2 separate regions of the Mus musculus genome follow, and region 1 is linked to region 2. The links are chromatin loops, found by intact Hi-C in ENCODE. Cell type or tissue: heart. All regions are shown on one strand. Links, peaks and the distances in the headings refer to the core of each region. The heading gives the core; the rest is flanking DNA. Region 1 overlaps Syt7 (synaptotagmin VII). Region 2 has its middle 24 kb from the start of Gm30263.

What was found. Peaks named below come from ENCODE experiments on the same cell type or tissue, not always from the same donor. Only the 100,000 strongest peaks of a DNase experiment are listed, where the experiment ranks them.
Region 1: it touches region 2 in a loop (5-fold over the local background); 30 of 42 quality-filtered maps call a loop at or near these places.

Annotation. Positions count from the first base shown.
Region 1 is chr19:10,428,644-10,444,000 of GRCm38, forward strand. It overlaps Syt7 (synaptotagmin VII), which reads left to right. Exons shown (of 12, transcript NM_001373944.1): 6 at 1,695-1,817; 7 at 6,907-7,042; 8 at 10,509-10,779; 9 at 14,185-14,354; 10 at 14,734-14,848; 11 at 15,342-15,357. Among named protein-coding and RNA genes, the nearest start is that of Lrrc10b, 21 kb to the right of the region's middle. In heart, for the core only: CTCF peaks have their summits at 7,486 (motif pointing left) and 9,011 (motif pointing right); DNase peaks (open chromatin) are centred at 4,788, 5,448, 7,578, 8,198 and 1 weaker place; H3K4me3 peaks cover 340 bases; H3K27ac peaks cover 814 bases; H3K27me3 peaks cover 1,950 bases.
Region 2 is chr19:10,334,607-10,349,963 of GRCm38, forward strand. No RefSeq gene overlaps it. Among named protein-coding and RNA genes, the nearest start is that of Gm30263, 24 kb to the right of the region's middle. In heart, for the core only: a CTCF peak has its summit at 6,729 (motif pointing right); DNase peaks (open chromatin) are centred at 7,385 and 7,745; H3K4me3 peaks cover 214 bases; H3K27ac peaks cover 1,593 bases; H3K27me3 peaks cover 5,019 bases.

The DNA of each region.
Region 1 (15,357 bases), core at 4,092-12,091, 95 kb after region 2:
CTGTAGAGAATGACAATCAGGGTATTTATGCAGAGGAGCAGCTCCGTTTTTAAAGAAGACCAAAAGCAGTATCTGAAAAATGCATTAACTTGAAAAAAAAAAAACACGTGTTTTCAGTGAGTTCTCCTTCCCCCAGCTCAACTAGCTCCTGGACAGCCAAATGGAATTTTACCAACCTAGACATTAGCAATAGGCCGGAGTAAAAGAAGCCAGGTTCCGGCCTAAGGGAAGGGGAGAGTTGAGCCCCAGAAGTTCGATGCCAGCACATGTCAGCTTGCTGTGGCTATGCCCAAGACAAAGACTAAGAAGAAGAAGGACATTCTGGGGTTAGCTTCTGCTCTCCCTCAGACCCCAGTAGCAAGTGTCTCCCATTTTCCACAACTCTCATTCGTCCCTCAGCCCAGATGCTATGTCTGGCCTGAGTTCCCATTTTGACAGTCTCTCTGGGGAATAATCACAGAAGCTCTTACTTTCCATCAGTGGCTGATGTGATAGATTCCTGCCCTAGGATCCACCCCCTTCTGGAACATTCTGCCAGTCTCCCCGTCTTACCCTTGGCCCTTCTTGAAGCACATTTTCACGCTTGCCCTGTCTGAGAATCCTTCGACTCTTCGTTCTGACGGGCTCAACAGCGGTTCTCTTGAGCTCTACAAAGCCCTTGCAAACTCAAAACCTCTGATGGCTTTGATGTAGAGCAGCCATCGGAATTTTCGTCTCTTTCCAGGAAGTGCCCGTGTCACTAGCAAAGCCCCACACAGTTGTCCCATGGTTTTCCAAGGCGGGCTCCACACATGTGTGGCCTTCAACCCCGTGCTGCTGCGCACACCTCCTCTCCAAGTCACACTCATCCTGTTGGTACCTGCCCGCCATTCTGTTTTGGCCATCCTCCCTCAGAGCAGCGCCTCACTGCAGGCACAGGCTCCCTGCAGCCCTGCCAAAGCTTCTCCAGACCTTGCCAAGTTCCTGCACTTTCTCTCCACCCTTGCTTCCTGATGCCTTCTGAAGTACTTCTGCAAGGAGAGACCTCCACTGAACGGGTCCCAGAAGCCTCTTAGTCCCTGACTCTCTGGGAAGGTGGACAAGAGAGAGGTCTCACTATGTATGCCTGTGATCTCGGCCAGCTTTGGGATTTTCCTGTGATGGGCTGTATATTTGGAAGCCTGGAAGAAGCTGCTTAGCTGGCTTCAAGGACATCTTGTTGAGCATGACCCAGAGATCTATGAAGGGCATCCCTGAGCACAGTGTATAATGCCCATCGAATGTCAGATTTTCCTGTAGTGCTTCCCCCGTGTCCCTAACCTCCCCTCCCAAGCCCTGTACAAGGTATGGGAAGAGCCTCTTCCCCTTCTCCCAGGGAAGAGGTAAGCATGACTTCAGCTGGAGATCCAATCTGCAGCCTGGGTGTTCCCTAAGTCCTCTCCTCAGGCCTGTGCCTAGCCCCTGTCCCATGTTACCCCAAAGACTCCAGCTCTTGGCCCAAGGCCAGCTGGATCCTCTCCCTCCACCCCTCTCAGGTCTCCAACTATTTACAGTTCTGAAGATTGGTTTCTTTTCTCCAGGGCCAGTTTCTTACGCTTTTTCTCTTCTCTCTCTTTGTTTCTGTCTCTCTCTCTCTCTCTCCTCCCCTCACCCCTGCTCCTGTCCGTGGGGCTTCCTCCTGTCACCCCGGCTGGTGGGCTGCCCATCCTGGGCAGGGAAGGCCGGATGGTGGTGCTATCCCTGGTATTAGGGCTTTCGGAACAGGATGACTTTGCCAATATCCCTGACCTGCAAAACCCAGGAACCCAGCAGAACCAGAACGCTCAGGGGGACAAGAGGTACGAGCACGGGCGAGGCCTGCGGCAGCGGCAACAGCGGCAGAGAAGGAGGCACGGAGAGGCCACCTGCCTCAGCCGGCCCTGACTGCTGGACGAGGTGGTGGTGTCTTCAGCAGATGCTGGGGCAGAAGAAGCCCTCCAGCTGGTGTTCTGTCCCCTGACCACTTGAGTGGTGTCCCATGGGTCTATGAAGGGACCATCCTGGGACCATTCTGGATCAAGCCTGCTCCCCAGCATGCTTGTCCTGGCCTGGAGCAAGCCCAGCCTCCTGGGCCCCATCTCCCTGCTTGCCTCCCTCTGCCGCCCCTCCATCTTTCATCTCTGCCCCACCCCCAACCCAGAAATCCCCGTTTCTCCGGTGGTTGGTGAGTGAGGGCGGATGTTGGGGAATGGCTAAGCCTGTTCTTCCTCATCCCCACCATCTCAACCTCCCCCTGCCCTGCAGGACCCGTTATGCCACTCAGCCATGGAGGAAGAGCCCCTGATGGGGAGGGTCTGGGGTGAGGAACCATGGGAGAGGCCTGGTGACCAGAAGGGACCAGAAGGGTGGCCCCTGAGCACAGCCTCTAGAAAGGGGATGTGGGGCCAGCTGTTCCCAGCAAGGTCAAAGTCTGGTTCTGCCAGGCTCCCTGGCCCCATTGCCTTTCTCAGGGCCCAGTGAAGGCCAACAGTAGCCTGGTGGCTGCAGTACAGGCTGGACCTCCTAGCCTTCTCCACCTAGAATTCTGGGAAGCAGCTCCTGCTGTTCCCTCTGTTGAGGAGTGGGTGAGCGGTGCTCCTAGGTAAAGGGAGGGTTGAAGGTCGCAGGGTTTATTAGCACTCCCAAAGGTGGAGTCCTTACCTGCCTGTTCCCTCGACCTGGCCTTAGGCTGTGTTCACATCTACTTGTGCTCAGTTCTGCATTCCATGAGATCAAAGACAGGGCATGTGGGCCAGCATTGGTTTAGCCGGAGCCTTGCTCCATGACCTCAGACAAGTCAGAGACCCTGTCTAGGCCTCTGCATCTGCCTCTGTCAAATGAAGCACTGAGCAGGGTGACCTCCGAGGAACACACACTGCTTCTAATGAGGAAATGGGCCCTAGGGCCGGGACAGTTGTCAGATCCTGTGAGCTGAGCAGAGATCAGGTTTAGACTGGTAACCCTGGTGCTCATTAAAGGCCTTTAGGGACAGGAAGGGACTGCCCCAGGCTGCTGCTAGAGGCCTGTAGCTTAGGAGAGATAAGCTGTATTTGACAGCTATCTGGCTATCTCACAGTGGCTTCTGGAGACCAGCCCTCTCTTCCCTTCCCACTCTGAATCCACATTGCATGTCTAGTGGGTCAGAAGTCCCTACCGAGTAGGAGGGGAGAACCTGTTCCTCCACTTGGTGCCTCGGCTGGTGTCAGTCCCTGAGCCCGTGTATGTGAAGAAGGGGTTGGGGGAGTAGCAGAGACTGCCACCCCCAACCTAACTGGGTCTGACAGAAGCCACAGGGTATCAAAGATGGGCTCTAAGCAGGCCAGAGGGCCACAAGCCAAGGGGGGTGGGACCAGGGACAAAAGGATGCAAGGGGGACTGGAGCCCTCTGAAAGCCTGTGAAGAACCCAAGCCCTTTGCCAGGGAGGGCTAGGGGGAAGGTGTGAAGCGTGAGGGAGCAGATGCAGGCTGGAAACGAGATTTCACATCACCCATGTGTTAATTAACCGACTCCATTCTCACCCAACAGCCTATTTATACCTCCTTGCCACTCAGGTCTCCATATTTTAGTACACCCATCCCTTCTGATCATGACATCAGCTTGTCCTCTGCCTGCCTGGGAAAGGTGGGTGTGGAGGTGGAGGCTTTGGGCCCTTGCCACCACCTGGCCCCACTTTCCCAGTGGACACATGCCATTCTCACCTGCTCATGCCCTCCCATATTTGAAACTCATTTCTCATAGCTCTTGGGGTGTCTCTGAGTGGGTAGCTTCAAGGGCTACCCTCAACTGACTCTTCCCTAGTAAGTCCCCTATCCCATAGCTTAGCATATGTGCCCCCACTAAGCTGTCACACCTCTGGGATCCACCCTTTGACTTCTGGGCCTTATAGCTACAAGCTGGCTCATCTATCCCTTCCTCTAAATCATGCCCTCTCTACCCCAGCTGACCCTTGGACCAGGTGTCTTTGCTGTTGGAGGAAACACTCAGTCCCCTTGGTCTGTTAAGCAACAGGCTCATGGGGGGGGAGAGGGGGAGAGAGAGAGAGAGAGAGAGAAGCGAGAGCACTCTGTGAGGAGAAGCCACTTCAGGGTTCATACAGAAAGGATGGGTATCTATCAAGGTACGGGGATGTTAGGGACAGTCTGCCTCTTACCCACTCAACATTTCTTTGTCCCCTGGGGGCTCCCTTCCAGAATCTCCCAAGCCCTGGGCCTCAACATCTATCTCAGGTACTCTTAGGTGTAGGAGTGGGATGGGGGATGGAGCATCCACCCTTGCCGTCTGTCCCACTCATTCTCCCACACCACCCACTGCGCTCTCATGGCCATCTTTCCAGCATTTCACCTTTGCTCCTTGGGATCCAAATGGTTTCCACCGTGGCCCCACCCTCACCCCGAGTGGGGGGCAGAGCGGACCAGGCCACCCCCATTGCTCGCCTCCTCCGAAGCCACCATGTTTCTTCCGCCTCTGTGTGTCCCCCGCCTCCTCTCTGCCTCTCCTGTCGGCCGCCTCGCTCCTCCTTGTCCCCTTGTCCACCCAGCAGCCTTCTCCACACGTCTGACTAACCTTTCTTCGCCTCTCCCCTCTTTCTCTGTCTCTCTTCTCTCTGTCTCCTCCTTCCATCTGCTCCTCACAGGGGTGTCCCTGGGCCAGTGACCAGCCCCTCGGCCTCTCCCTCTGCTGATCCCTATGCCTATCTCTCTGTCCTGTGACCTCCGACAGCTTCAGGGGTGCTGACCATCTTTTCCCAGGCTGCTTTGCAGCTATGCTGACGCTGTGGTGTGGCCAAAATAACTCCGACTTTCTCATACCTTCAGTAGTCAATCTCACGCTCTCTCCTCTCCTGCTCTATTTTTAACCTGACTTTACCTCTCCAGCTATTTTCAGTCTCCTCTTCCTCCCCGTGCCTGTCTGTGTGAGCACGTGTCTCTGTATGTGTGTGTGTGTGGTCCTGGGGGGGTGGGCTTGTATGTACCTGCTACTCTGTGCACTGGTGTGTCCGCACCTCTAGGGTGTTCAGGGAGAGGGCAGGCAGGTGGGTGGACATGTTATGCCCTGTCTCAGCGCAAGGCCAGGGTCTCAACAGCAGGTGTATGGTGCACCTGATGGCCGGCTGTCCCTGCCTTTCCTGCTTCTGTTTTGTTCTAATTCACATGCACACTTTCGCGTGGCTGGGTCTCCCCCGCCCTCCACCTTTAGGGATCTAAGTATGCCCTCAGCTGTGTGTGTTACCACAGAGGTGCTGGCTGCACTGTGCCTGTCGCCTTTGCTGTCTTCTCCCTGTCACTCTAGATATCTGTTGGGCTTGTGTGAGTTTTTATGTGTATGTATGTGTGTCTGTGTGTGCACGCCCTGCTGTTGGATCCTGGTGTCTTCCCAGGGCCTGGCATATTCTGAGCATGTATGTATCTGCCTGCTGTGGCCGCCCATGTACTTCAAGCTGGTCTGTGCCAGGGGATGTGGCTTGTATCCAGCCTGTGTGGCTCTGTGCTCTCAAAGCTGTTTAATTTTAGCCTTCCCTAAGCCCTACACCATCTCTTCCTCACTGCCTGTTCCCACCTTTTCCTCCTCATGAGACATTCCAGCCTGGTCCCTGGGCAGGGTCTTAGTCGTCCCTTCCTAAGTCCCAGCTGAATGGAGCCTGGGCTAACCACCTGACTGTTAAACCAGAAATCCCGGCCCCCTGAACCAGCATGGCATCGGGTATGGACACGGTTGCCTGCTAGGTGGCAGCCTGCCTTTCTCTAACTCTGGGTGAGAATCTTATCAAATGTGTTGTGTGAGTGGGGAACGGGGTGGGGACTAGGGCTCACGGGGTTATCTCTTGCCCTAAATGGCTGTTAAGGCTGAATGGGCACTTCTTGTGCCATGTTAGAAATAGAACATAGGGTCTTGATTAATGTTGGATAAGCAAGCACTTTATCATACAGCTACATCTTCAGCTGGTAAAAGAGCTTGTATTAAATCAGATTAAAGCGTTAATGCTCAGGGCTGGGGTGATGGCTCAGTCAGTAAAAACACAAGGACCTGAGCCTCTAGAGCCCATGTAAAAAGAAAAGCTGTGCATAGTGGCTTTGGAAACCCTGTGCTGAGGCACTGAAGTCAGGCAGGCTCCTGTAACCCACCAGCTAGCCACACTTTACAAGCTCCAAACCAATAAGAGACCCTGTATCAAAAACAATAGAGACAGCACCTGAGGAATGGCAATCAAGGCCTTCACATACACGCATATACATGTGCATATCCATATGCACATACAGGCATGTGCACAGTGCTTCACTCTGGCAGCATGCAAATGTAATATAGAGATTCCAAGCACGTGGCTGGTACTGAGTGAGACAGCTCAAGAACACTTTATCACAGCAGAGAGACATTGCCAAACAGAGCCATGTGGACAGTGGTCCCCGCCTCACCTTGGCTATAAGCTGAAGAACACCTTGGCTCTGCTCAGGCCGAGCAAACACAGGTGGGGCTCTGGGAGAGAGGCTGTGGAGTGTTTATAGAGGGTAATGACGTGGCGAGACACCTGGACAGGCCACCTAGTGCCTCCCCTTTCCAGACTGGATGGAACAGGTCTCCGCAGAGCTGAGGAGCTCAGAGAATAGCCATGTAAGCCAGAGAGCTGGGGGGCTTTGGGGAGTAACAGGAAGTGTGCAGGCTCCCTCTAAACAGCCCCCACAAGGCAGCTCAGCCAATCACCTGAGACAGAGGCTCAAGAAGGATGATCCCCAATTGTGAGTCTTCAGGAAACACCAGGCTTTCTGTGAACAAGGGTTTCACTCCTGCTGGCCCACAGGAAGTGACAAGGGCTGATTTCTCAGAGAAGATCCTGTGGCTACCCAGGCCCATGGAGCCCAGCCCAGCCCTACCTGAAGCCTGTGTTCACTGGAACTCCCTACCCCCACTTCCAGGTTGCCTGCAGGAGGGAAGGCTGTGAATACAGCCCCAGTGCCCGGCCAGACGCCACACGATGAGTCTGACCGCAGAACGGAGACCCGTTCCTCTGTCTCGGACCTCGTCAACTCCCTTACCAGCGAGATGCTCATGGTGAGAAGGGTTGGGGACGGGCTGTTGGGGGACCAGAAGTAGTCAACTCAGTCAGAGACTTAGGTACTCAGTCCCAGCCAGGTGGCTTTGCTGACTGACTGAGGCCCGCTCCTCTCCACCCCCATCTTTCATCGAAATGCCTCTCCGTGCCTCAGTTTCCTCATTTGTCTTCCTTTGGTCCTTTTCTGAGCTGAGAAAAAGACTAGGAAATCCTACTCATACAAGATGTTTTTAATGTCCTGGGAGGAGAAGCTGTGGGGCAGTGGCATGGAGGCACATGCCTCTTCCCTAAAATGGCAGAGATGGTAGTAAGGTGGAGATCCCAGGGGTGACGGTCTTGTAGCCCACCAGTGACCTCGGTTGCTCTGTGGCTGACTGGCTTATAGTCCCAGGCTAGGTTGTTCACCTTAGCTGAGGCTGCAGTTCTCATGACACCCCCTGGTGGCACCAATGTGTTACAGCTACTTGTTCTTTCCAGAGGCCCAAGGACAGGCTTGGCAAGTTGGCAGACAAGAACCAGTTAAGGATCTGGTGGGCCGGGAGTTCCTGGAAGGAAGGCTTAGAGAGGGTTATGGTGGGGACCCAGCACCTTCTCTTTCCACTGGGTTCCCATACTGAGAAGGCAGGGTCTCACAGTTTCCGGGGCTGCCAGTCTGTCCTATCTCAAGTAGCAATGTGCACACAGAGTCACAAGGCTTCCGGGTAAGGACTCATGTTTCCAGGCATCAGGCCTGAGGTGGAGCGTGCGTCTGCATGCCCCTTGGCCCGTTTGCAACTACAACTCTGTGTAGGCTGGTTGTCTTTTGCTCTGTGCAGCCCATTGCCACAGACCACCCTGCCTCATTGCCTAGCCCCCTAATTGGTGCTATTTCCCGGTAGTCAAGTTCCCAGAAGGGACAGCCCTTTCCCAGTCAGCTGGCCAGCCCCTTACTGCCCTGAGGGAGAGGCTGGCAGACTCCAGCAAGCAGCGGAAGGAAGTACAGGCCCATCTCTCTCTCTCTCGTGTGCTCCACAGATGCCCGGAGGTGGGAAGGCAAGTCTAATTACCCAGTCCTCTGCCAGTGCCAGGTCATTCATATTAACAGTGACAGTAAAGATAAGCAGGCCAGAGTATGACCTGTGACCTCACTCTGTGGTGCTGTCCAGACCCCAGGCTGCTGAGGCTGAGGGCCAGGAGTCAGATACCTAGAAGTGGACAGAACCAACCTCTCTAGGGAGCATGGGACCTGGCACAGGCTGGCTTGATGTCCTTTAAGGCTTACTGCTGGGGCAGGGGAGGAGAAAGTTGGGCAGCCTAGTTGCCATGGCAATGGCTTGTTTACTAGAGCTCAGAGTTGGGCCTTGAGAAAGCACGTGGGTGCTTAGCTTCCTTCCCTTTAGAGGTGAAGTCTGCCCAGACAGACCAGATTTCCTCCATGAGATAGAGCATACTTAGGTGGGGCTGAGGCTACCCACACCTACAATGGCCTAAGATTCCCCCATAATATGAGAGGGAATGAGGGTGCAGGTAGTTTTGGCTGGCTCTGCCTACTTGTGCCATGAATTCTTTTACCCTCCTGGGAGTCCCACAGTCTTAAGTTCCATGGTCCCCAACCCCCCTCCCCGAATGCAGGTTCTGGAAGTAAAGTTCAGGGGAAGATGACTGCTGCGAGCTTAGGATGTGAGGACATCAGGAAGCCACATCCTGAGTGGGCCTAGGATAGAGCCTGTGGGCTATGAGATCAGCCAGGGACTAAGCAGAGGCATCAGCAATGGGCCTAAGTGTAGTTCAGGTGGTGGAGTGCTCACCTGGCATGAAGCACTGTTTGGTCCCTAGCACCTAATCAACTAGGTGTGGTGGCACGTGACCCATCAGTCAGGGGATAGAGACAGGGGTCACAAGTTCAAGAACATCTTTTCAACAGAGAGCATTAGAGGCCCTATGGGCTAAATGAGCCCCAGTCCCAAACACACACAGTGCAATCCCCATTCAGCCACTGGATGGAGCCCAAGGTCAAGTTCAAACTAAGGTCTAAGTTCAGGAGCCAAGACAAGTAGCCAGGAACCCACAGTTGCTGGCCACAAACCTGACTTCAAGTTATGACTAGCCATTCAGTCATTGGACTTGAGGTGAGTGACCTGAAATCTGTGTGCTCCAAGCCAAACTTTGAACATACCAGTGCCTGCCTCAGGGTAGAGTAAGACACAGAAGAGGCCAAGCACAGGGGAGAGTTAGTGTGTGGCAGGTGGCTGACCCGTGGGCGTATTTTCCATCACCAATGTATCTTGGACACTTCTCAGTGGTGCAGGCAGGTCTTTGCTTTCAGTGGCTGTGGGGAGGGCCTTCCTGTGACTTGGGGGCTGGGCCTGTTGAGTGGAGCTTGAAGTCAGAGAGGGTCCTTACTGCTATGAAAGCTTGTACGTGTAATTTAACCTCTTTGAGCCAGTCTCCTCAGCAAGAGGTGAGTGACAGCCGCCTGGCCTGGCCATGAGAAGGTGACGTAAGAGACTTCACCATGGTATGTGCCTCTGTCTGCCTTATGTCACTGTGATACTGTGTGGAAGAGCTGGGGTTGCCTCTCCAAGAAGCAGGGTGGGGGCAAAGATTTTCTGAGGGAATGTGGGGAGAAGGCAAGTGCCTACCATTTCATCCTACCTGCAATTCCCTGGGGTCCATTCCTGATTCCTTTCTATCAACTAAGGAGATGTAGACCATAAAATACCCAGGCCAGCAGGGCCCCTGACTGGGCAGGGTAGGACCTCAAGGCCTTCCATTATTCTTAGAGAATGATAACCCAGCTGGGAGAGCCCCAACTGCCCCCCTTCCGTTTCCAATGAAAATGTGACACTCAACCCTTCCTTGTGGCCACCACTGCTGTCCATACCTGTCAGGTATCTATTCTGAGGAATGGAGACAAGGGACAGGCATAGCCTGGAGGTACAACCTCAGTCCCCAGAGACCCCAGCCTGCTTCAGTCAGAGTCCCTGGGGACATCCTGGCAAGCCTATCTCAGTCATGCCCCTGGTGTCTCAGCCTCTCCTCATCTGAACACTTGCCTTTCCTATCCTGTAAACTATATCATCCACGGCCCCCAGAAAGCCCCTTTATAAGAGTTGGTGTGCCTCCCATGAGTCTGTAGGGCTGGAATAGGAGAAAAGGCCAGGCCAGCTTAGGGTGACTCTTAGAGACAGTTTCAAGAGGAGGTGGGAAAGCTGGCTGTCCTGCTCATGACTCTGGGGTCCATCCAGGAGGTAGAGCCATCCTGGCCCTGTTCCCCTCCCTTTCTGGTTAAGGCAGGGCTCTCAGAGCCTGAACATCCTCCACTGGCCATGAATGTGATAGGACACCACCCCAGCTGGCCACATGTTGCAATAAGGAGACATTGGCTAGCAGGCCTCCAGTCCAGACAGGTTTCTGGACCCTGACATGTTGCTTAGGAGCCTGGTAGACAGGATCCCCACCAACCCGCCATCTTTTCCCTTGCAGCTCTCCCCGGGTTCTGAGGAGGATGAGGCCCACGAGGGCTGCAGCCGAGAGAACCTGGGCCGAATCCAGTTCAGTGTTGGCTACAACTTCCAAGAGTCCACACTCACCGTGAAGGTCATGAAGGCCCAAGAGCTGCCAGCCAAGGACTTCAGCGGTACTAGTGACCCCTTTGTCAAGATCTACCTGCTACCCGACAAGAAGCACAAACTGGAGACCAAGGTGAAGCGGAAGAATCTAAACCCGCACTGGAATGAGACCTTTCTATTTGAAGGTGAGGCTGGTTGCTGCTCCCACTGATCCGTCCCGCCTGTGTGGCTGCAGTTTAGAAACATGGACAAACCCACGCCTGCGAGCGCACAGGCATGCAGGCATGTAAGATGCACACACACGCTAGACTCCCACGCGCACACACGCCTGTTGATTGGTCCCAGGAGATGAGAGAAGTCAACAAGCTGACCACAGGCTTTGAGGGGGGAGACTGTTACAGGCTAGGGTCCCACCTTATGACACTCAGAGGTACATTGCTCTGGAACAACCAGGTAAAGGGGCCCTACAGATCTAGAGAAAGTGCCAGAACCTTCCTGGACTCTTTCCTCCATCTTCATCCTCATCCTCCTCAGCCCTGGTCTAGTCTGTCTGAACTGGAACCTCAGATTTCGTACTTACTGGCTGTGTGACATTAAGAAAAATCCTAACCTCTCTGGTCCTCAGTTTCTTCATTTATAAAATAGCAGTAATGATGGTAATTAAGCAAATTAGTAACTTTTCAAAGCACATAGAGCAGGCCCTGACACCTAAAAGGTGTTGATATCAGCTCCTTGAAGATATGGTCTGTTGCTGGCCTTTGACTCCTTACTGCCATGGAAGGCACGCAAGATCTCTGAGCCATTCCCTCTGTCCGTGAGGCATTAAGCCAAATGTGCCCCTGCTCTCAAAGCCAATCTTGTCTCTCATATCTGAAAACATAGTGCAGTGAGGGGACTCCCTATCCCAGGCAGGGTGCTACAGTGGGAAGCCTGAAGTCTCCCCATAACCTGGTTCAGCTAGGAAAACTCAGTTCCTGTGGGTTACAGTTGCTTTGAGGTGCCCTGGCCTGGTCTTCTAGAGCCCAACAGGCTTATCCCAGGGACCCTTCCCCAACTGGCACCCAAGCCCACCAGTACCTGTGCATTCTGTGCCTTGACGTTGTCTGTGACAATGACTCTCTTGTAAATGCCTCTGTGTTTCTGGGCCCCTCCTCCTCAGGTCAACATGGTTACTGGGTTGAAGATGGCACAGTTAGCCAGAGGCTTGGCATGTATGGCCAGCACATGGGTGAGGCCCCAATCCTCAACTCTCTCACACAAACGTTCGCTCAGTGCCAACTTTTAGCTGGATCCTGGGAGTTCAGAGAAAAAGGAATCAGTCCCGTCTCCTGGAAGGCAAAGCTGCTATTGTGTCCAGCCATTCAAGGCAGGTCCTGACGGATGAGCTTTTGATATATACGAGACTGTTTCGTGTGGCACTGGAAAAACTGATTTAGATGCAGGAACCTCTCGGAGCCACTGATATTCCCAGGACACTTGTTTCCATGCATGTCACCTGAACAGATGCCACGGGTCACCTGGGCAAAGTCCCTTGGGGCCTTCAAGATGAGCAAGACATGTCTTCCCTAGTCGGTAGAAAGAAAGACGCACCCTGCGTGAATCAGAAGGATCGTCTCCAGATCCGCGTCCATCAGAGGCCCCTCTGGGGTTTCTGTGTCTTTGGGGAAGAGCCTACTAGTGTTCTTCCCGGCCCTTCCTCTCCGTCACTCCAGCTGGTGGGGCTCCCTCAGGTGTTCCCTTCTTCCTGCTCACACCTCAGTATCTCACAGCACATCGAGGCTGGCCTGTGCCCATCCTGGGTCACCTGTGCCTCCCAGAAGTCAGACCCACCTTCCTCCCTTTCTCTTCACTCTGGCCACGACGCGGGCCAGCCCACTGACATCTCTACATCCATTAAATTATTTATTCTGTGTGTGTGCACATGTGCCGGGGCGTGTGTGTGTGTAGTGTTCAGGTGCACATGCACATGCATGTGTGTGGAAGGTCAAGGTTGACACTGGGTGTCTTCTTCAACTGTTGACCTTCTTTAAGAAAAAGTTTTGCTGGGCAGTGGTGGCGTACGCCTTTAATCCCAGCACTTGGGAGGCAGAGGCAGGTGGATTTCTGAGTTCTAGGCTAGCCTGATCTACAAAGTGAGTTCCAGGACAGCCAGGGCTACACAGAGAAACCCTGTCTCGAAAAAACAAAAAAGAAAAAGAAAAGAAAAAGTTTTATGTGCATTTGTGTGCATCTACATAAGTAAAAGCCTTCTGTGTGAGGGGCCTTTTGAGGTCAGAAGTTATGAGCTCTCTATCATGATGCCACGCCTAATGACCGTTGTTTGATTCCCCAGGATACACATGGTGAGAACCAGTCCCTGGCAAACTGTCCTCTGACTTCCACATTCACACTGGTATATGAGTACCCATGTGTGCGCATGAGTACCCATGTGTGCGCATGAGCACACACATACACGCACACATTCACACATATAAATGTAATTTAAAAATATTAAGTGGCTACCTTGGCCTGGCAGGCCAGCCATAAGATAACGTAGGAAAGAGATGGATAGATCTGTTTGGGCTTGCCCTAGAGACAAGAAGGCACAGTGATAGAGTGTGCTACAGGGTAGCCCACCCCATCTGTGATGCCAGGAAAGAATTAGATGTAAAAGTTGAGAATTGGCTGGAGCAGGCATGGTGGGGGCTCACGGGTTAGGTCCTGATGAGGACAGAGGACTTCAAGGGATCAGGGGAAAGGTATAGGGATGGAGCCTGGGCACTGAGGGAGGAGTGGGTACCAGCCCACAGAAGGAAGACAGTGGGGCCACACTTTAGAAGGACTGGGTAACAAATTGGTCTGGCTTTCCTTCTGAATACACTGGGATGTTAAAAGGAGCAGGCTATGGCATGCTGTCTATTTTTAAAAAATCAATCTGGCCACAGTGTTGAGAATGGGCCACGGGAGGAAGCTTGGGAGCGGGAAGGGCGGTTTGGACATTCTCGTGGCTGCTGGGCAAAAGGTGATGGTGGTTTGGGTATCCATGAGTTCTGTTTAGGAAGAGCTGATAGACAGGCTCAGCTCTTGGAGGAAGTGAAGGAGAAGGCAGAGTCCCAGAGCACGGGTTCCATCTCACAGGCACCTTTCTAGTTTCCCTGTTCCCTCTCTTCCTAGGACTCATTATATGACAGCCTCATAGCCTCAGGCAGAGCCACTTGTCCAGACTTGAAGGAGGGAGCAAGGGGACCACTGCCCAGATCTGAAATGGGCACACAAGCAATGAGCTCATTGATGGTCTTTGTCCTACTGTTGGTCCTGGGACTGTCATGTAAACCATCTGAGCCTCAGTTTCCCCATCTGATGGGTCACGCGAGACAGTCCTTGCTGGCCCTTCAGAAAGTGCTACTGCAGTCAGCTGTGGCCCCCTGGCCTAGGCTGGTAGCAGAGGTTATAAGGTCAGCCCCACTCACAGGGCCTTCCTTCTTTCTTCCCCACCCCATCCCTTTTTCCCCCTCCATCTTCCCCTCCCTTCTACTCTCTTATCTCTCCCTTTTCTCCATTTTAACTTTTCTTGCTGTGATAACACTTCTCACCTTGTTTCTCGGCCCCAGGGTTTCCCTACGAGAAAGTGGTGCAGAGGGTCCTCTACCTCCAGGTCCTGGATTATGACCGTTTCAGCCGCAATGACCCCATTGGGGAGGTGTCCATCCCTCTGAACAAGGTGGACCTGACCCAGATGCAGACCTTCTGGAAGGATCTGAAGCCATGCAGCGATGGGAGTGTAAGGCCCCCTGTAGTCCCTTAACTGAAGCCATGTGGTCAGGGATGGCAGAGGGTCCTCACCCAGCCTCAGTCCCAGGATGTCAGCAGGGCTCAGAGTGGAATGAATCACCTGAACTGTGCAATGAGCCCAGGGCTTGCTCTGTTCAGGGAATTGAGAGCCCCGAGCAAGCACAGGCTCTCCTGTGGAGAGGAGGTGGCATGGCAGTGCTGACAGAGGGGCTGCTATCACCTAGGTCAGGGCATAAAAGACCTGTGGACAACTAGGCTCTCTGACCACACCCTCCCTTCTAGTTCCCACACCTGTCATCCCTGCAGGGAGAACAAGGGGAACATCCCCCTTCCTGTGGCCCAGCCTCACTCTTCTTTTTGCCCTATAGGGGAGCCGAGGGGAGCTGCTCTTGTCCCTCTGCTACAACCCCTCTGCCAACTCCATCATCGTGAACATCATCAAAGCTCGAAACCTCAAAGCCATGGACATCGGGGGCACATCAGGTGCTGAGGCTTATCACAGCAGGGTGGGCAGGCCTGTGGGGGAGCTTCCCGTGACACAAGGGTCACTTCAGATTCGGGAGATAGAAGTGTATTGGGGTCCTAACCCTAACCCCTGCCTGTTGGTCCTCTGACTAGAGATAGCAGAGCTCTCTGGACATATTCTGGGTCAGTGCCATCTTGGCAGCCAGGCTCCCTGAATCGGGAAGAAAGGCAACATTGTGGTGGGAAGACCCTGGTCCCAGCTCAAGCTGCTTAGGAAGACCTGTACCAGCATGAGAACACTGAAGCAGTGGCCAGGGTCTTTTTAGGTTCTACCTTATGCTAATGATCCCTAATCCCTCTTGTTCTTGCCTGACCTGGCCTAGTCACCCACTTAAAAAGCATGCAGCCAGCTCCCACTTAGGTGCACCTGGAAGGGCATGAGGATCCTTGAGTCCCCCACCCAACATACACACTCTGACCCTCTGACCCTTCCTCTACTATCACCTACCAGACCCCTATGTGAAGGT
Region 2 (15,357 bases), core at 3,372-11,371:
CCCTGCCATCGGGGAAAACACAGAGACACCAAGAGAACAGAACCACCCCCGTGCCCACCCCCAGGGACAGCCCAGGCTGACACATGGGCACTGTCCTCCCCACCCTCTCCTCTTCTGCACACCCTCTGCTACCACAGGGCTCTGGAGTTCCTGCCCTGCCCTAAGGCTGTTCGAGGTCACCATAGTGCATCAGGACAGGGTCCTATGTACCCTGGAGCTTGCCTTCTTTGGGGTGGGCATAGGATGATTTCTCAGGCTCTGTTGTGGAAAGCTGTCCCCTGAGCATAACAGCTATAACCATATTCATCAAAGCAGCTGTGACTACTCACAAGAGAGCTTCAGAGCTGGCTCTGCTGAGAAGGAAGAGATGGTTCAGTGGGTAAGGTTCTTGTTGCACAAACATGGAGTCCTGAATTTGGGTCCCCAGCATTCATGTGAAAAGCCAGGTGTGGTGGCATACATCTGTAACCGCAGCCTTCAGAAGTAGGGACAGGAGGGTCCCCAGAGCTTACCGGTCAGCCAGTCTGGACAATCAGTGAACTCCGGTTTCAGCAAGAGACCCAATCTCAAAGAATATGTGGTGAGGGTCTGGTGAGGTAGCTCAGTGAGTGCAGGCACTTGCTACAAGCCCAAGTTCTTGAATTTGAGTCCCAAATACCACAGTAGAGGGAGCCAACTCCTGAGAGTTGTCCTCTGTCCACCCCCATACATGTGGTGGTGTGTATGTGCCTGTACTGACATACATACCATATGTGCACACACACTAATATTAAAACTAAGGTGGAGATATTGACCTCTGCCCTCCATGTGCAAGCACATATGAATGCACACACACATGAATGCAGAGCGGGGGTGGGGGGCTGCAGACATTCCCTCATAGAAGAAACAGGGTGGGTCATTAGACTCCACCCACTGAGATAGCAGCTAGGACCTCCTGAATCTCCCCACCAGCCGCATGTAATTCTGCATGAGTTGCTTGTGGTCTAGGGGTCTCAGGAGGTGTTGCAAAGAGTATGAGGGACTACGGAAGAAGGTGTCTTACTTCATGCTGGGGTGAGACTTGTCAGTGACGTGGCCGTTTAGGGGTGTCATCACATTCCTGGAAGTAAACCCAATAAGCCCATGGAATTCTTGCTTCAGTCAGGCAGTGGTGACCTATCTGCGGTGAGTAGCCACTTGCTCACGTCCAAAAGTTCACGCAATGGGGTCATGTGCCTGAGCCTGCTCTTTCATGATGAGTAGGCTAATGAGAGGGAAAGGAAGGTCAGAAGCTCCTACAATGCACAGAATTTTACCAGAATAATTAGTAGAGTGGAGACAGGGCTGGGGAACCCTTCACTTTGGTAACCTTGGTAATTTTGTCTCTTCACCAAAGCCAGCTATAGACATTGCAGGTTTGTGTACTCAGACAGACCCTGCTCTCAGCCTCTGGCTCTGTAGCCACTCTTGGAATTATTATTAATGCTAAATTTACATTTAAAAACATTGTGTGTGTGTGTGTGTGTGTGTGTGTGTGTGAGCTCGTGCTTGCACACCTGCGTGTACCTGGCACCATACACAGGTAGAGGTCAGAGGACAACCTGTAGGGGTCAGTTCTCTCTTTCCACTCTGTGTGTTCTTAGAATTCACCTCATGTCAGGGTTGGTGACAAGTGCCTTTCCTTCCTCTGGCAACCTCCCTGGCCCCGCCATTTTGGAGCTTTTAATCAGTTACGTGTGAGAGCCCCATGTTTCCTTTTCCATTGCGCTCTGCAAATTATGTAGCTGGCCTGTTCCTAATAATAATGCCAATTACTGACAGAGCTGGCTGTACACTTGGCACCAGGTCTTTTTTTTTTTTCTCTTGTATGTAAGTCACCTGCCCCTCACAGCAGCCAGGTGGAAATTGCTTCTCTTCAAAGCCAACCCACATGAGAAGGCGTGCCAGGCACTAGGTACTCCATGTCTACTGGGGCTCCAAAGGCTCACAGCGGGGCAAGGGGTACCATTACCACCCCCGTTAGAGTTGGGGACTGAAGTCCAGGAGAAGTAACTCACCACAGTTTGTAGCTAGGGAGAGTTCCAGCTGCCATTTCAATTCCCACGTGTCACCCCCGTGTCCTCTACATTGTGTGGAAGCCAGCACAGGCCCTGACTGTCTAGCCAGGGCTTGTCTCATGTGCTCTGTACCCCCACACTCCTCCTCCCAGCCTCCATGCTAGCTGTGTGACAGGCACCCCACAGTACCTGGGTGGGCAAGTCCCTCTACCCACGCTGTCAGTTCCCGTTGCTGCCGCCTCCTGGTGTGACAGCTGCTGCACCAGGCCCAGGTGTGCAATCTGTGCCCCCTCCCCCTGAAGGTGTCACTTTCCATCTCTCCTCGTGGTGCTGAGCTCATGAGCCTCCCAGACCACAGCTGCTGCTTCTGGGACTGGGCTCATCAGTGATGTTACTGCTAAGATGACAGTTCCAGGGGGACTCAGGGTGGCTGGAAGCCAGTCCGCAGGGATCCTCGAATGCTCAGTCTGGCTTATGCAGCTTCTTATCTGAGAGTGAGGTGAAGAGGCTGGGCTCAGCAATTAAGGATTTAGGGTCTGGGCATGTATAACCCTGAGTTCAAATTCTAGATTCAGCATTTAACGGTCCCCTGGAAAAGCTGAAAGAGTGAAAATATAGGTGCCTTGGTGAGGTTCTCAGCCCTGACAGAGAGCCTAAATTTCAAGTGACAACTTGGGCATTTACTACACGTGGGACACGGTACTATTCCAGGACTCACCCTGTGCTATCCTCCGGGGCTTCTGTTGGGACTGAGCAGCCTGGTGCCTGTGCACCCCTTCCTTGGTACCTTGTAAGCCATTATGGTATCGTTGAATAGGATTGCTACTGAGTCCTCGGCAGATGAGATGTCCTGCTGGGAGGGTCAGAGACAGGGCACGGGGAGGGAGAAGGCCAAGTTCAAGGCCATGTGTCCATAGCTCTGGGAATCTGTAGCTGAAGCCGTGGGTCTCTGGATACCAGGCTGGTGACTAAGGATCAGGAACTAGGGCACCAGGAAGCGTTACACAGATGTATAGACACAGTGTACTTAAGGGCAACTCTGGCCATGGAGCAGGCTAAACCCACATCAGCCTGACTCTCCGCCAGCGTGTGGGGGTAAAGGGCAGAGCTCTAGGTCAGGTCCCTTTGCCCAACTCTTAGAAAGCCCCCTCTTCCCCACTCCCAGGCCCTCTCCCCATCACTATGCTCACCAGCCCCTGCGGAGCTGGCTAACGCACTCATTGAGATGCTGCAGCGGAGGTGGGGCCTAGGAGGACTTTAGTAGCCAGGTTCAAGGAATGCAGAACCACACTCTGAGTGGCCGGCATCCACAACATCACAAAAATACAAGTCGTGAAAATTAATCCTAATTTGGGCTGTTGAGTTCTCAGTCTGGTCTGTCTGAGAGACAATTACCCCCAGAGGTCACAGGAGTCCTCACTTAAGGCTCAGAGTCACTAGGCTCTGGTTTTACACACAAGGGTAAGAAGCAAGGGGGAGAGGACCTTCAGCTTGGGTGACAACAAGCCACTGTTTTTCAAACCTGAGCTTGTATACCAGCTGCCTCAGAACGACCTGAAGACTGAGGAATGTATAGACTCTTGAGTCACAAAAGAAAGATAGTGATGGATACTCTCAGAGGGAGCAGAAAGTACTCATTTATATAGACAGTGAAACATACGGGAGGTGGACAAAGGGCAGGAGAGTGGGAAGGGAGGCTGTGTAGCAAGTGCAGAGGCTCTGCACCTTTGCAGCGTGGGAAAGCTCTAGAGACCTGATGCACAATCGGATATTTACTACTGGACTGAACACAAAAACAAGGGGTGTCCAAAAGGCAAGGGACACCAACTGTGTGGCTGCAGTTCAATCCTCGGACCCACGTGGAGGGAGGAGAGAACCAACTCCTAAAAACTGTCTGTCCCCTAATGTTCGTACATACCACGACATGGCACGTGCCCACATACAATCATAGGCCACCCAGCCCACGCACAAATAAATGTCGAAAAAGCAGTTGCTTGGTGTAGTAGCACACGCCTTAATCCCAGCACTTGGGTGGCAGAAGTAGGTGGATCTCTGTGAGTTTGAGGCCAACCAGAGCAACACGTGAGACCCTGATTCAGAAACAAAAACAACAAACAAAAAGCAGCTAAAATTGAGGCTGGGGATATGGCTTAGTTGACACAATGCTTGCCTATCAAGCACAAGGGCCTCGGTTCAATCCCCAGCATTGTGTAAGTCAGGTACAGTGAGGCACACCTGGACCCAGCACTTAGTGTTGTGTAAGTCGGGTACAGTGGGGCCCACCTGAATCCAGCACTAAGTGTTGCGTAAGATAGGTACAATGGGGCATACCTGGATCCAGCACTCAGGAGGTAAAGAAGCAGGAGACTTAGAAGTCCAAGGCCAGCCTTAGATAAATGCACAGTGAATACAAAGCCAGTCTGAGCTAATGAGACCCTAAAACACTCAGTATGAATTCAAGACAATGGTCTAGGCTTGTGACTCGTGCACTTCAGAAGATATCTCGTTCAAGGCCAGCCTGGGTTATAGGGCAAGGCCTTGTCTCTCAAGCAGGCAGGAGTGGGGCTGAGATACTAAATTTTACATTATGACCTTTTTTTGTGCACTTAAAAAAATTCTTTACAATCCTGCCCCTGGCACCAAAGATCCTTTTACTCTCATCTGAGGGATTTGAATTTTTACTCTCCTGGTTGGGGCTGGGAGGCAGGGAGTCAGACACATGACTTGCTCATGCAGAGCCAGGCTCAGAGACCTCTGAAAAAGCAAAGGCTGTACTGAGAGAAGTCCTCCCCTCCCCCTGCCCTCACAACCTCCCTGCCTAGCAATCATAGGAGCCCTGTGCCCTCATCTCGCCTCTGCCAGCCCTAGTGAACTTCTAAAGCACAAATCCGATGCAGGCACGCAGCTCTGCAGCTCTGCGGCTCCATGAAAACCCTCCCAGCCTCCTGCTGGCCTTTGTAAAATAGAAGAAGCGACTTCAACAGAGCCTGTTCAGGGAGGGATGGCAACACACTGGGCCAGGGAGCCTCTGGTGTGGGCAGAGGTCCCACCAGGGTCCCTGCCCAAAAGACAGAACAGAATTGGGCTGAGAGAAGCTTTCAAAAGAGAAAGCTGTTTTGAGCAGAGCTATGGGAAAGGAGGTGGTGTTGGCCAGCGCCCCAGGGAAGGTGAGAGGAGGTAGGACCCAGGGTAAGGGGCAGCAGGGCAAGGAAGGGCAAGGAGGTACATCTCATGGGTGACAGGTAATCAGGAGACCTGCACTGGTGAGGGCAGGCATGGGAGGGAGAGCAGAGAGAAGATAAAAAGGCAGTTTGGCTGGAGCTAAGGACTGGGAGCTCTTAGGGCTGCCTCTGTCTGTCTGTCCCCAAGGTGGTGTCAGGCTTGGGATCTGGTTGCTGACTCTAGGATGTCCCCGTTGCTTTCCTTACTCCTGGGTGGGGGCTTTAGGGAAGGTGATCTTGTTCCCAGCTACCCACTCCTCTAGGCTCAGTCTGCCTCTCCTTCCAGCCTATGGATCCTGTCTCCTCTCAACTACACAATCAGACTGCCTGTTGATAGGTTTATCTATAGTCACTCATAATAGGTGTTTAGTAAAATCTGGTGGACTGTTGAATGCATGGGTCTAAGAGGGCAACCCCTACAGATCCTCAGACCCCACTTCTACCAGGGCCCCTCGGGCTTCCTAGGACATCAGAGATGAGTCGGGGAGTCACTGTAAGAGAGGTCCATCCTAAGGGAGGTCAAGTTGCAAGTCTCACTTATCTCATGACCAGCCATCCCAAAGGAACGCACAGCTTAATACGAAGAGGTCCCAGACAGTCTCAGCAGGTCCAGTCAGAAGCCCCCACCCCCACCCCAACTGCAACACCCATTGTCAGCCTCACCAGCACAAAGGAATCCACAAAGGAACTGTTCCCATACCCAGCATGCATTCCAGAAAGCTCCCTTCCACCCAGAAGTATCAAAAGATACCTTTTACATTCACTGGTACTCACTCACAGGGGGGTCTCTTCTCCCTACCCACAGCCAACCATACAGCCTCTCAGCTAGAGCCCGCTCAGCATAACAGCCACAACTCCTAGAAGACCCCAAGTTCACCCCAGAGGCCAGTGTCTTGTGACCCTCCTGCCACAGAGTCATCATGGTGTAGCTCATGCAATACTTCTGCTTTTCAGGACCAGGGAAAGCAGAGATAGCCCTGTGAACGCTGGCAAAGAACTCATTGAATCATTGTTGGCAGGGAGGTTAATTGGATACAGATGTAAGCTTGTTCCTGGGACAGGTATGTTAATAGGAGCTAAAACTTCTGAGAAACCTCGGCGCTGGAGGGAGAGATTAATTCATCAGAGTCCAAGGTCACAGTGAAACAGCACCCAGAGAGCACCCATCGACAACTCTGACTTCTCACCTCCTCACTACCAGTGCCCTGTGGTTCCCAACAAATTCCTGCCCCTGAGGACCTAGGAAATAGCGCTGTGCAAGGCTGGTCTCGGAATCACTGATGGAAGCTTTGCTGTGATCCTGTGTGGGGTATCATCTCAGCTTAGGAGACTGAGGAACTCGAGGTTTGCTAAATGAGATGAGATTTGTCCCAGTTGGCAGTGAGAGGCTCTACAAGGACCCTGACTTCAGTCTCGGATTCATTCTAGCCTGGACCACAGAATGGCCAGGAAGACGTTCTCTCGCTGTCCACTAGGAGGCGCCAGTTCTCCCTGTTGGTACCAAATGCCGTCGGGACCCTCAGCCAGAGTGGCTTTCTTTGGTTTCTAAGCTAGCTGGCCTGCTAGCCCTCGGGTTAAGGTCCAGAGGCACAACAATCCTTCCCTTCAGTTTCCAGGGGTCAGAGAAATGGTAGGGAGGGTATGAAATCCACAAGGACCGGGAGCCGATTATCACCCGCCTCAGTTCTCATGGGAACCCCAATGTGTTAGATCAGAGTGGAGTCAGCTATAAATGGCAGAGGCTCAGAAAGGCTTGGTAACTGGAGGTCACAGACCAAGACTGTGGCATTCAGGGGCAGGAGAGTGCTGGTCTCCAGGCCTGCAAACCAGAATGGTGACAGAATGGTAAAATACTACACAGAGTGCTCCAGTTATGTCTCAAAAGTGATGAGCTGAGGGGCGCACATGATACAAGGCTGGAGCAGCCAGCAGGGTGTGTGCGTGGTAAGGGTCTCCCTGGTGTGGGTGCTTCTCTCTGGGACATTGGCACAGTGAGGGGGACACAGGATGGCTTTGGAAAATCCCAGGCTTCCCAGGCAGGTGACAGAACCAGCTCTCCCAGCCAGACCCAGCAACGTGGAGGCCAGAGCCACCTGACTCTAACTATAAATAGAGAGATGACGGAAGGCTCCGGAAGCCCAAGGGAGGCCAGAGAAAGGGAGTCTGATGCTCCCTAGAGACTGAGGAAGATACACATACAAGGCACCCTTCTGTAGTGTGCCTTCAAGGTCAGCTAGGAGTCCTGCAGAGGGCTGAGGAGGGGACTCTTGGCAGGCACTGGCTCAGAGGGTGGGGCAGAGGTGAGCAGAGCTGTGACAGATGACAGGTCCCAAAGGCCAAGGGGCTTTGGAAGCCAGAGGGAAGGCTTTGTGCTTCGTGCAGAGTCGCGCTCTTACAGGACTTCTGGCAGCGTGTTGGAGAACGGGATGAATGTCCAAGAACAAGAAAGGCATAAGAACAAAGAGCGAGTGATTCAAGGCCGCTGGGGGGCACAGTGCCAGGAAACACAGCCAGCCTTCCTGTGGAACAGAGGCAGATTATGGGATGCCGGAGGCTGCCGGCTGGCTCCAAGTGTGTTCCCCACCGAACTCCTGATGCTGAGCCGGACACAAAGTCACCTGAAATGAAGATGGCAGATCCAGCATATCCCTGAGTTCCTCTTAAGATATCTATAGTCCTTCTGTGATGTATAAACCTCTTGTTTCTTCTTTGCTGTGCTTTAATGTGCACGTGCTTGTTGGAACTGGAGCAGCCGTTTGGGACCAAGAAACAAGTACTAATATAGGTACCCGCGTGTGGGACTGCCATACCAGCCCTGAAGTAGATACCTCCACCTTCTGTTTACTTGGGAGAAAAAAGGAAACAGTATGTGGCCACTGTTGCTTTGTTGGTTGTGTTGTTGTTTCTGTTTTTGTTTTAGTTTTAGTTTCTTTCAGATGAATGTATTCTAAGTACATACAGGTCATTCATGAATCTCCCGAGAGCCCTTATACATGGGCCATTTTACATCTGATAAGCACCTCAGTCATGCTAGATGATTCTGCATGAAAATTAGCAGGTGTTAATCCTTTCCAGAATCTTCCCCGGGGAAGCAGCGGTGGAATGCCCGCCCGGCCATGTGGCATGGGTGGTGTGGATAGATGTCTGTGCCAGGGCAGTCAGCCCTCCAGACAGCTTTGTCTTCTTAATCTACAAGTCAGAGCCTTGGGACCACCAGGGTCCCTGAAACTTCTACCACTCAATGCTGGGCCACCCTTGTACCTGCCACTATGCTGTGTATTCCAGGCTAGCTGGCCATGAGCTTGCAGCTCATTCCCCTGTCTCTGCCATCTATCTCTGCTGGAATAGCTTTGAGTCATCACATCTCAAGAACTGAACTCAGTGTTACTAAGTTTCAACGGCAAGTGCATTCACCCTCCGAGCCTTCTCTCCATACTCCTATTGGTTCCTTTTGTCCTTCCTGGATGGGTAGGATTGAATGATCACCCTATGACAATACTAGTCACAAAGCCACCATGTATCAAAGACCCCAGGTCACCCCTTACAATAATCAGCTTTCCATGAGGGGACTGTGCACGCGCCTCTTCCCCTTGCTGGGATGGAAACCTAGTTTCTGACCTTCACAGGAACAACTTTCCACTGTGGCACCCAGAGAGATGCTGTTGAAGGCCACTTCTCAATGCACCGAATCCCTTACTGGATGGTGAGCAAGCAAAGGAGCAGGAGGCAGCTGAGAAAACATTTCCCCGCAGCTTGAGCTGTCTCTTTGACTCTTATATTTATTTTGTTGAGGTCACAGGGCCTTTAAGGGGGGTTGGAGAGCTGGTAAGGGCACTCCGGGCCCACATCCCTCTTCCCAACATCACCTTCCAGTGGACAGCACATCCCAGGCCTGGGAGAAACAGGTCACAGGGGTGAGGCAGAAGGACCCATGGTTGGAGGTGAAGGGGTGCAGGGTGAACAAATGGATTCAGACTGCCTGGGTGGGAGCCCTATTCTACCACCAGTTCTGAGAGTCCCAGGGCTTTGACCCAGCCAGGCCTCCAGTTCACGATCATGTCTCCTAAGGCATTGTGAGCGAAAGGTGACTCAACATATGTCAAATTTTAGGACATTGTGTGGTGCCTGAAACCTGCCCACAAAGCATGAGCTGCCTGTACGTCATCAGCATCATGAGCACGCCACCGCAGGGAGTAACGCCATGACTGAAACAGGCCTCTTCACGAAGGACGTGACCCCGCAGGGGTGTAGCTTCTCACTTCCTATTTCGTAAAGAGCACTCTCTGCCCACCTGATACATCACCTCCCACTCCTGAAAGGGGCTTGGTGACTCTAGCTCAAGAGAGTAGTCTGCATCCTACTGCATCAGTGTCAGAGGCAGCCAGGAGTTTGGAGCCTAGGCAGAGCCTAGGCTGGATCTGAATCTGAGATCTTAATTCCCTGATTCCTTTGGTTGAGATGAGCTGATGTCAGTGGCTGCCTGTAGGTTTAAATAACTCCAGGTGGTCGGTGACAGCAAGGAATATCTGGGGCCAGAACAGTGAAGGGGCAAGGGTTTCCCAGGCTTTGCCGATGGATACTCCTGAAGGCTGGCACCCTGTGTGAACCAGAAGTAAGAGTGCAAGGTGATGACATGCCCCAGCTCCTGCCATGGGGTGGGGTGGGGTGCACACCTGAGAATGACTTTATCCAGGCACTGAGTGAGGGGCTGTTGTCCATGATAGTTCAGAATGGAAGAACTGTCCCACTAGCCTGTCTCTTTCCTTTGCATCCTGCCCCAAGAGGCTAACTCTGCTACCCAATTCTACGTATGAGGAACCAAGACCTGAGACTCAGGGGTGGGGTTATTTTCCATCAAGCCTGACCCCAGAATCCCTGCCTGATCCTACCATGCCTAGATAAAACCACTGCCAACATCTGGAGTGCACAGCTTGCAGGCACACATTCACTCCAACTCTTTCCAGCTCCTCCAGCTGTGTCCCACCCCCCCCACCCCCCCACACACACATACACACTTTTTTTCCCCTTTTACCAAGATTGGTGACTTTGAACTCCAGTAACTCACAGAAACAACAAGGTGTCTCTTTCTAGACTTCTTGGAGCTGGGGATGGAGCTTGTAATTGACAATAGATCTCTGCAGCAGGGGAACCTGCAGGCAGAGTGGGGAGGCAGATGGAGGACTTCCTGGAGTGGGCAGTTCTAAGCAGGCTGGAAGAAGGGAAGTTCCCCTGTCTTTGTCAGGGTTTGTATTCCTGCACAAACATCATGACCAAGAAGCAAGTTGGGGAGGAAAGGGTTTATTCAGCTTACACTTCCACATTGCTGTTCATCACCTAAGGAAGTTAGGACTGGAACTCAAGCAGGTCAGGAAGCAGGAGCTGATGCAGAGGCCATGGAGGGATGTTATTTACTGGCTTGCTTGCCCTGGCTTGCTCAGCCTGCTTTCTTATAGAACCCAAGATTACCAATCCAGAGATGGTCCCACCCACAAACTAATTGAGAAAATGCCTTACAGCTGGATCTCCTGGAGGCATTTCCTCACCTGAAGTTCCTTTCTCTGTGATAACTCCAGCTGCGTCAGACGCTAAACCAGCCAGTACAGCCACCTAGGCACTACAGGAAGGTGCTGCACTTGCAGACAGACTGCCAACTGGCCGGTGATCTAGGGCATGACAATTCTCCTGCCTCTGCCTGTGCGTCGTCGCTGTGTAAAGCAGAGGTGTTGAGAGTCACACTGCGGGACTAGGGATGCGGCTCAGTTGGCAGAGCACTTGCACAGCCTTGGGTTCGATCCCCAGCACTGTATAAACTAAGCTATAGAGAGGTGTGTGCCTGTAATCCTAGCACATGGAAAGTAGAGGGAGGAGGAGCTGAAGTTTGAGCTGCACAGCGAGTGGAGACCAGGTTGGACTGTGTTAGATACTGGAAAAGGAGCCGGGGAAGGGAAACTGACTAGAGGAAGAGGAGTAAGGCTTCCTGGATGCGCACTGGAGGAGGAGTCCCGACACGGAGGCCCCGCCCACTGCAGGCCCCGCCCACTGCAGGCCCCGCCCACTGCAGGGCTAACATACCACACCACTGTATTTGGACGAACATCATGATTGGGCCCGTTCAGTTTTGCTTGGTGCCCCATGCTATATCTGTGGTGTCTACTGGAACCTCACAGCCACTTTACCCAGCGGTGCACTGTGTTCGGATGAGGAGACATGCCCAGAGAGGCTGGCTGACTTGCTGAAGGCTGCACAGCTGGCAGGTGGTAGAGAGAGAGAGAGAGAGAGAGAGAGAGAGAGAGAGAGAGAGAGAGAGAGAGAGAGAGAGAGCTTGACACTGTCTCATTCAGGATCCTGTGTCCCTAACACTTGGACCACTTCTCCCCTCCACCTCCCCTGCCGGGCTTCCTGTCAGTGGGTAGTTCCATTCTGTTTCCTGGTGATTTAGTGGCCCCAGCTGCCACCTGCCTTGTGCATTGGGGAGGGTCACCCCTGGAGCTCAGTGCCCCCACCGGCCTCTGCTACATTCTGACCCATCCCCAGGCTGATGAGAAGTCCTGCCTTCCTCACTGCCCCCCAGGGCGTGCGTGGGGAAGGTCTGGCTCTCTCTCCCCTAAGAAAAGGGTCCTGGGAGGGAGGAGTTTCATCCCCTGTGCCGAGACTCTGTTGGCTAAATTTAGGTGTTAGGATGCAGAAGGAAGATAGTAATTAAGGAGTGTTGTGTCACTTTCCCACTGCCTTTCACATCCCTTGAGCAGTCACATGCCACTCAACACTTAGGGAAAAAGAGGGAGGAGGCTTGGGTGGCCCAGAGGAGAAGGAGGAAACAGCTGAACGGCTGGGTTTAGGAGCAGGGATATCCAGACCTACACTGCAGATCTGAGTTGTAGGGGCTGCCTGGGCTATTTACTATCCTGAGGCCCTGGGACCCAGGGACCCTGAAGGAAAGGTTTCAGAAGGATAATTTTCCATCAAACACCCCAAGGACTTCCTCCAGTTACCACTATTTACAATCCCAACCTAGTGCTATTACCCCAAGAGCTCTGCACCAGGGAAAGGAAGGGGCCAGCTATTGATAGTGGGGAAATTGAGGTGCCCAGGTGTGCACAGCTGAGGCCTGAGGAGATGTGGTGTGGACCACAGACGCCAGTCAGAGCTTAGCCTTGGCCTCTGATTCTGGCCCAACACAGTCAAAATATCACTCTATAAGAGAGATTCTAAGAGGAAGCTTTGCAGAAGAGATGAGGTGGCCAAGCCCTGGACCGCAACAGCTGCCTTTGGGGGGTGTTGTGATTTAATTAAATTGATGAATTTACTGTTTATGGGGAGTACAGGTTGACTGGGTTCTTCTTCAGTTACTCCCTGCCTTTGTTTTCAGATTAAAATTTAATTTTATTACTGTGTGTGTGTGTGTTCATGAGAGAGACAGGGACAGACAGACAGACAGACACACACACACACACACACACACACAGAGAGAGAGAGAGAGAGAGAGAGAGAGAGAGAGAGAGAGAGAGAACACGGTAAATAACTGCTGAGCCACCACTCCAGCTTCTCACCTCAGTTTTTGACACAGGGTCTTTTCCTGAAGGAGCTCAATGATTTCCCTAGACTGCTAGGCCAGCAAACCTGGGATCCTCCTGTCTGCCTTCACACCACAGCCTTTACATGGGAGGCAAGGCTCGAACTCCGGTCCTAATGCTTGTATGGCAAGCACCTCCTCAGGCCCTGTTGTTCTTGAGACTGGGTCTCAGGTATCCCAGGTTGGCCTCAAATTCCATATGTATCTGAAGATGACCTTGAATTTCTGACCCCCCCACCCCACCCCACCCCCGGCCTTCCACCTCCTAAGTTCAGGGGTTACTAGTGTTTATCACCATACCCGATTTATGAGGTGGTGGGGGTCAAACCCAGAGCTTCACACATGCTGGCTAGACAAGACTCCCATCCAGTGCCTCTGTAAAGAGTAGCAGGTAAGTGTGGCCATCCCAAAGGGCCCAGGCTGCTGGCAAAGCACTTGAGGTGTCTGTGATGGGGTCTTCCTGCCTGTAGTTTTATCCCTGGCAACATAAATGCAGACCTGAATCACCCAATTAAAAATTGGGCAAAGGATTTAAATACACATTTCTCCAAAGACCTGCAAATGGCCAATAAACACATGCAAAGCTGCTTAGCCCAACTCACCAGGGAAATGCAAATCAAAGCCACAATGAGAAGCCTCTTCAGACCCGCAAGGGTGGCTGGAATATAAAGGCAGGCAGACAATAGCAAGTGCTGGCAGGAGTGGGAAGAGATTACAACTCCTGTGCTCAGTCGGTGGGAATGCAAGATGGCGGAATTGTTTTGGAAATCCCACTTGGCACTTCCTCAGAAAATAAACCACAGAGTTACCAAATGCCTCAACAATTAAACTCCCAGGTACATGCCTCAGAGAACTGAAAACATGTGTCGCCCAAAGAGTTATACTGGAGTGCTTTTAGGAGTGAGATAAAATAGAAATCATTGAAATGTCTACTAGATGATGGGTGGATGTGGTCACAGAGTGGAATATTATTCAGCAGTGAAGAGGATTGAGGCACTGATAGGTGATATAAAATAAACAGACATTGAAAACGTCATGCCGGGCTGGAGAGACGGCTCAGCAGTTAAGAGCACTGACTGCTCTTCCAGAGGTCCTGAGTTCAATTCCCAGCAACCAGATAGTGGCTCACAACCATCTGTAATGGGATCCAATACCCACAGTGTACTGAAATAAATAAATAAAATCTTAAAAAAGAAAAGAAAGAAAAAGAAAAGAAAAGAAAAGAAAAAAAAAAAAGAAAACATCATGCCAAGCAAAAGAAAAAACAAATGGCCACATCTTGTGTGATCCATCAGCACTACCCAGGCAAATTCACACAGTCAGGCAGCACACTCGGCATGTCTAGATGATAAGGAACAACTCCTCACGGAGGTTAATGAGATTTAATTCAGGATTAATGATAACTAAAGAAAGGCAGGACATATATTAAAAGCCATGGAAGTATACAGTTTAGAAAGGACAAGCACTTAAAAATCTTACATTTTATTTGTGTGTGTGCATGTACATGTGTGTGTGGATGTGTGTATATGTGTGTGTATGCATGTGCTTCATGTGTGAATGTGTGTTCTTGTATGTACATGAGTGTGCATGCAAATGAGCATGTGTGTGCATGTGTGTACATGTGTGTGCGTGCAAGTGAGCATGTGTGTGCATGTACATGTTTATATGTATGTTTCATGTGAGCATGTGCATGAGCATGTGTGCATGTGTGTACATGTGTGTGCATACAAATGAGCATGTGTGTGTTTGCATGTGCAGGTGCCCATGCGGATCAGGATAGGTAGCCAGATCCCTTAGAGCTGGAGTCACAGGCATTTGTGAGCTGTGCAATATGGGTACTGGGATTAGAATTCAGGTCCTTTGCAAGAGCAGTGCACACTCTCACCTGCTGAGCCACTTCTCCCAGCCCTGAGAAGAATGAGTTTGATAGCATATGAATTACATATCAATAAGGCTATTTAAAAAAAAAATCCAGAATAGCCTCTGAAATTTTTGGGACTGCAGATGAAGACCCACATACCATATGCTTAAATATTCCCAAACCAAACAAGCTGTTAAATAAAATATGTTCTCTTCTCCTACCTCGACATACACACCTTCACAGTGGCAAAACAGGAGTGTGGGTAAGTCCCTGGCTTTTAAATGCGTGGAAACTGGTGTTTGGGTAGCCCACTGACAGGGCCGGCTGTGTTTAGACAAGCGATAGTGCGATACATAATTCATAAATTTTTATTTTATTTTATAAAATGTCCATGTATTCACTTCACCAAAAATGACTAATTTCTGTAATCATAATGATCCAAAGAAATTAAAGGAATGGAGATTTACCAAAAGATAAAACATGCGGCTGGAGACGAGGCTCCATGGGGAAAGCGCCTCTTGCATTCTGTGGGTCCTGGGTTCCATTTCCAATAACTGCAAAAATAATGATGCAAGTTAGAGCAAATGGAATTTGTAAAGATGTGTTTAGTGAATGTATGAGTATCTGCATCAGTTTCTGTGTACCACATGTGTGCTGGTACCCGAG